2 separate regions of the Homo sapiens genome follow, and region 1 is linked to region 2. The links are chromatin contacts, found by Hi-C or POLR2A ChIA-PET in ENCODE. All regions are on one chromosome and are shown on one strand. Each heading gives the region's core, a stretch centred on a gene start or an enhancer-like site at or near the end of the contact. The rest is flanking DNA. Distances are from core to core; before and after follow the strand shown.

What was found. A loop is a pair of places that touch in the nucleus more often than their neighbours do. ChIA-PET counts read pairs that join two places held with the same protein, here RNA polymerase II (POLR2A). Pooled maps may share reads with other maps.
Region 1: a pooled map shows a loop between it and region 2 (2.7-fold over the local background). The contact joins two enhancer-like sites. A Hi-C loop is called at or near these places in 2 of 50 pooled maps. POLR2A ChIA-PET finds 5 or more read pairs at or near these places in 3 of 52 experiments (MCF 10A, activated CD4-positive, alpha-beta T cell and activated T-cell).

Annotation. Positions count from the first base shown.
Region 1 is chr7:134,884,450-134,887,740 of GRCh38, reverse strand. The region is part of intron 3 of CALD1 (caldesmon 1); the gene reads right to left. Among named protein-coding and RNA genes, the nearest start is that of AGBL3, 100 kb to the left of the region's middle. Within about 2 kb of position 1,605, at least 17 of the 41 ENCODE cell types and tissues checked have a DNase peak (open chromatin) inside an H3K27ac peak, as active enhancers do.
Region 2 is chr7:134,612,618-134,615,724 of GRCh38, reverse strand. No RefSeq gene overlaps it. Among named protein-coding and RNA genes, the nearest start is that of BPGM, 33 kb to the left of the region's middle. Within about 2 kb of position 1,629, at least 7 of the 41 ENCODE cell types and tissues checked have a DNase peak (open chromatin) inside an H3K27ac peak, as active enhancers do.

The DNA.
Region 1 (3,291 bases), core at 356-2,855, 270 kb before region 2:
CACAGGCAAACACATATACGCATGCATGCATATGCACACATGCACATACACATACACACACATGCATGCATACGCACACATGCACACACATACAGACATGCATGTACACACAGGCACACACATATACACGCATGCATGCATACGCACACATGCACACACATAACATGCACAGAGCCATTCACTTACTATGGAAACACATAAACCTAAGGGAAATCTACCACTAGGGAGGCAACAGTTCGAGTAGTACAAAGGGGACGTTTGAAAAGGCTGTTGGAGATAAATTTTCTTATGAAGAAATTCATAGGCTCTGTACTCTTAGAACTAGGCAAAAAATCTTGCCTAGACAGCTGTTCCCCCACCCCAAGGTGAACAGGAATGTAGGTAAAGGAGTTTACATATTCAAAGGCAGCATCTCTTTCCTCCTTTCTGTTGGCCTCTCATAGTTTTCCCCTCATAGACGACGGCATCTCCCATCCCCTGCCCCTGCCATGGCGTTGAACGTGTTCACTTAAACTATATTGCTCTGTCATGTCCTGTGATCTTGAATGCAGGAGCTGCTGTGGAAAAATCACAGTTTACTCCTCATCCTAGTCTTCCAGTGGTTCTTCACCAGCGTCTTCATGGCCTGTGCTGATACACGTTTCTTAATTATTCTTTGCCTCATCTGTCTCTAGGCCTGTAATAGGGGCTTGGGTTGTGACACTGTCTTATTGCCCTTATAATGGTGAGCATGTAGTTTTATTTTGTCCCAGCACATTCCTTTTTGCTTTGCTTCGCGTAGCACTATTGGAATGTTTACTACAAGCAAGTCATTGCACTAAGTGCTGTGGGGGATGCAAAGATAAGAAGGGCAGTCCTAAAGGGAGATAAGACATGTATACAAAAATTCTATTATAAGACAGAAAGTGAACAGTACTCTGAAAGCAGTAGAGCTAAAGAACTATACTTCAGTAGGTGACATCCTGTGATCAAGGTCCCAGTGTTTAATCACTCTCACGCTCAATTTATCCTGTTATCGAACTAGATTTCCTGTTGCTGAAATAGAAACCTACTTATCTCTAGGAGGGCCACAGGTATTAAGTCATCCTTTAGTCTCGTCTTTTCTAGGCTAGACGCCAATGCCTATTTTCCATCCTTTTAATATCAGCCTGACTATAACAACTCTTCAAACGGGAAACCAAAATTGGACATAATAAAAGCTGACCAAGGCCTGGCTGAAGTCCCAGTGCTTCCTGCCACGTTCCTGTTAACACATCCTAACATCATTTTCACATTGATAATAGCATCTCTTAGAGAGATCATTCATTCAGTTTTGTGCTATATCCAGGGTTTTTGCTTTTTCTTTTTTCTTCTCCAAATGAATTGCTTTGTAAGTCCTATGCCCACTCTTACTCCTTTTGCTTCTCTGAATTCTAGTGGTTCTTTAAGAACCAGTTCCAGGCCTTACCTCTATGAAGTCTTCCTGGATTTGACTTTATTTCTTTCTAATTTATCTTGTTAGGGAGAGAGAGACCAGAAAGCTTGAGCCCACTCTTGTTTGCATGTTATTTGGGAAATAATTATGTTGCAATGTATGAGTCAGCTCCTCCAGCCAACTTGCTGTGAGACTCCCTGTTTCTGTTTAAACTGTCTTGCACCAATTACTTAGGCCGACTCTCTAAGCTCTTTTTAAAATCCAGGGTTTTTTAAACAACTGGACTATTTTCTTTTCCTGAAAAGTTTCTATCTGAAAAGGATCATGCCTCTAACTCCTTTCTGCCCTCCAACTTGAAACATATCTTTAAAACAATAAACGGTGCTTGGAAATAGCAGGGCTCTAACAATTTCTTGAATGAATGGTGGCTGGTGCACATCTACAAAATTCTGGTTCTGGTCTCGGTGAAAACGATAATAATAATACCTGCTTTATATAATTCTAGGAAAGAAGTGTGTACATGAAGAATGTGATTTCTACCCATAAGAAACTGAATCTAGGCCATAGTGATATATTTTAGAATGTAGATTTGTTGTTCATAGGTACAGGTTGTGAAGGAAATTATTATAAGGACTCAGGAGATAATTCTAGTGCAGAAGAAAAGGTCAAATCTTCAAAGGAAGCATATTAGTTCCTAAGCCACAGAATTCTCAGTGTGTACCACTCTTGTTCAAAGTGTCTAAATATTTCCACAATCATAAATTTATTTGTGGGTGTCCACCTTTTGCATCTGGATATTAAATTTACACATGGCTTTTATAGCTGGAATGAAATCCAGATTTTTTTCCAGTGATACCATATAAAGTCTTAAAAAATATTGATTTCCTTCTTTTTGGGGGGTGGTCAGACCTGGATGAAAGCATATTGCTCCTATTGCTAGAGAAATAATCCATTATGTGTTTCAGATACTTTAGGTGTTGTGCTTATTATTTACATTATATAATAACACTTTATTAGGTTCTGTTATATTTTGTAATAACCTCTGACTGGGATCAGCACTTGATTATGATCTACAGATAGAAATAAACGTATGGTGCCGGGTGTCGGGGCTCACACCTGTAATCCCAGCACTTTGGGAGGCAGAGGCAGGAGGATCACCTGAGGTCAGGAGTTACAGACCAGACTGGCCAACATAGTGAAACCCCGTCTCTGTTAAAAGTACAAAAGTTAGCCTGGCATGGTGGTGTGCGCCTGTAACCCCTCCAGAGGCTGAGGCATGAGAATCGCTTGAACCTGGGAGGTGGAGGCTGCAGTGAGCCGAGATCACACCAGTGTACTCTAGCCTGGGTGACAGAATGAGACTCTGTCTCAAAAAAATAAATAAATAAAAGAAAGAAAGAAAATATGGATAAATACAAATACACAGTCTTATTTGTTCATTGTTCCTGTGTATATACTTGTTTTTACCAAATAAGTTACAGTGTAACATTTTTGCTGGAAGGGGTATTTCCTACCACCACTTTTGCACCTGATACAGCCTAGGAGGGTGTTAGTTATATAGCAGATGGCCAATAAGTACTTGTCATTTTTTCTCTGGAGTGAAGAGGGACAACGATGGAGTAGAGACGCTGCACCAAGGTCAGTTGGCTTGTTTTTCCAAAGGTTTCTAAAGATTGGCCTTTTTTTTTTTTTGGAGTATTCATAACAGTTCTGCACCAGAAATTGGATCTTGGGAGGTCCAGAATCGACAGGTATCAGGAAGATTGATGAACTCACAGATGCACAAGAGACTGATGCCTTCTCTAGTGCCAATTAAGATAGAATAAATGCTCTCCATCTTCAGTGCCTGGAGAACTCTCATTCCCAACCAGGGCACC
Region 2 (3,107 bases), core at 380-2,879:
GCCAGAAATGCTTCTAAATGCTTTATCAATGTGAAGTGATTCAATCCTTATACTAATCCTATGATGTGGGTTCTATCATTGTTCTCATTTTACTGATTAAGAACCTGAGGGACAGATAGCCAAGGCGACGTGCCCATGTCAGCACAGCCAGAAGGTAGAGGAGCCAGGATTCAAGCCACACTTTGGATCACAGTGCTGTACTGTCTCTATGAAAAAAGGGGTACATTTGAGGCCAGGTGTGGTGGCTCATGCCAGTAATCACAGCACTTTGGGTGGCCAAGGCAGGCAGATCACTTGAGGTCAGGAGTTTGAGACCAGCCCGGTCAACATGGCGAAACCCCATCTCTACTAAAAATACAAAACTTAGCCGGGTGTGGTGGCACACACCTATAGTCCCAGCTACTCGGGAGGCTGAGGCAAGAGAATTGCTTGAACCTGGGAGGCGGAGGTTGCAGTGGGCTGAGATCACACCATTGCACTCCAGTCTGGGTGACAGAGCGAGACTCTGCCTCAAAAAAAAAAAAGTGGGGCGGCGGGAGGCACATTTTAGAAAATGAGTTTTTTAATGGGTGAGGGCAATGGAGAGGGGTGGTACATTTCAAACATTAATAAACAGTATTCACAAAGAGTAAACCATTCTACAGTAGAATTATTTTCATTTTTGATAGACTTTCTAGACTGGAAGATGAAGTGAGTGCCGCAAAAATTGTAGATGTGACTTGAACAAAGCATTTGGCAAGATATCTCATGATTTGTTTTAGAAAATATGTAATAGGCCGGGCGCTGTGGCTCATGGCTGTAATCCCAGCACTTTGGGAGGCCGAGACGGGTGGATCACAAGGTCAGGAGATCGAGACCATCCTGGCTAACACAGTGAAACCTCATCTCTACTAAAAATACAAAAAATTAGCTAGGCGTGGTGGCAGGCATCTGTAATCCCAGCTACTTGGGAGGCTGAGGCAGGAGAATCGCTTGAACCCGGGAGGCAGAGGTTGCAGTGAGCCAAGATCAGGCCACTGCACTACAGCCTGGGTGACAGCGAGATTCCATCTAAATATAAAAGAAAAAAAAAAAAGAAAATGTGTAATAATATGAACTGGATTCTAGATCAATTAGGTGAATTCACATCCAGTTGAATGACCATACCAAAAGAGTTCTGTTTAATGAATTCTCTTTCAACCTGTTAAGAGGCTTCTTGTGGCAGGTCACAGGGCTCAGTGTTGTCTCCTGTCCTACTTAGGCTTTTTAGCAATGTCTTCAATAAAGAACATCACTGGAAAATCAATCTAATTTGAAGAAGATATGTGGAGTGGTGATGGAACAGGATAGTTAATGTGCTTAAAGGCTACAATGAAGAAAATGAATCTAACAAGATGGAATTTACTGGGTATGAGAGGTCCTTTACTCAGATCTAGAAAAGCAAACAGCTCTCCAAGATCTGGGTGGGGAAGAGATGGCTCAGCAGCATCACATGGAGGAAAAAGAGGCTCAGGGGTTTCCTTTGGCTAGAAGCTAAATGAGTCAACAGCAACTTGTGGCGCTATACCAAACCAAACCAAAGAAAAACAAAACCCCGAAGAAATCCTTAGCCTGGAAAAACAGAATTGTTGCATCTAAGCCAAGAGGAAGAAGCCCTTTTGTTTCTCCTTCATTAGTCAGCTCATATCTGAGGAACTGAATGTTGTTTGAGGTATTGCATCATAAACGGACAGAAACAAACCATAGGTGTCCAGAAGAAGAAAACAGGAATGGATAAGGATGACACCATCTCATAGGAAGAATATCTGTAGGAATGGGGAAAGAAATTAATGGGAGGATATACTATGTCTTCTTTTAGCAGGGCAGGGAGGGATAGCCATGGTGAGTGTTTATAGGACAGATATTACTTACTCTGTGCCACTCTCTTGTGTAGGAAAACAACAGAGAGGAAACTTGATATTGAATATCTACTCTGTGCCAGGAAGTGGTAGTCATTTTAAATGTGTTGTTCTACTGCATCCTTCCACTAACTTTCTCAGACAACTGATGGATTTCTAACACCTTAGCAACTTTCTAATAACTCTATTCCTTCTGATGATTAAGGAATGGGGAAGCATATGCTTGTTAATGTAAATGCGGTGTTTTGATACTGGACTCCAGTATTCAACTTGAAGGTTAAGTGATCAGCTCCAGAGGTAAAGAACCCTTGGCACACAGGGTCTGACACAGAGGTATACCATTCACTTCCTATACTCAGACCAAGATCAGACTGGGATGGGGTAGTGGGTGGACTTCAGCGAAAGAAAGACTTATTGGAGGATGCCAAATTCAGAAGTGGTGCCTGAGTAACAGGGCCCTGTCTGTTCCCACCTCAACTATGCTGACTGGCAGATGCAGCAAGAATTTTGGGCTGTCTCTTTCCACTAAGTCCCTCCCATCAGAATGTACTGATAGTTACCCCAGTCACTGCTGTGCTTCCCAGCTCCCTTCCCACTGTCCCTTAGTGGAGTCTTACTCCCAATTCCTCTATCTTGAGGTTCAGTTTATAAATAAGAATTTAAATAAATTATTTTTAAAACACCAAGGGAAATATTAGAATTTCAATCAATCTTTCTTATGCTGCCTGATATGGTTTGGCTGTGTCCCCACCCAAATCTCATCTTGAATTGTAGCTCCCATAATTCCCACATGTTGTGGAAGGGGCCCAGTGGGAGATAATTGAATCATGGGGACAGTTTCCCCCATACTGTTCTCATGGTAGTGAATAAGTCTAATGAGATCTGATGGTTTTATAAGAGGAAACCCTTTTCGCATGGTTCTCATTTTTCTCTTGTCTGCCACCTTGTAAAATGTGCTTCTCGCCTTCTGCCATGATTGTGAGGCCTCTCTCAGCCACGCGGAACTGTAAGTCTATTAAACCTCTTTTTCTTTATAAACTACCCAGCCTTGGGTATGTCTTTATCAGCAGCTTGAAAATGGACTAATATACTGCCTTAGTCTGTTCCTGCTGCTATAACAAAATGTCTTAGATGGGGGAATTTATAAGCAATAGAAATGTATTTCTTACAGTGCTAGAGGCTGAGAAGTCTGAGATCATGGTGCTGGCAGCTTCAGTAATTGGTGAGGGT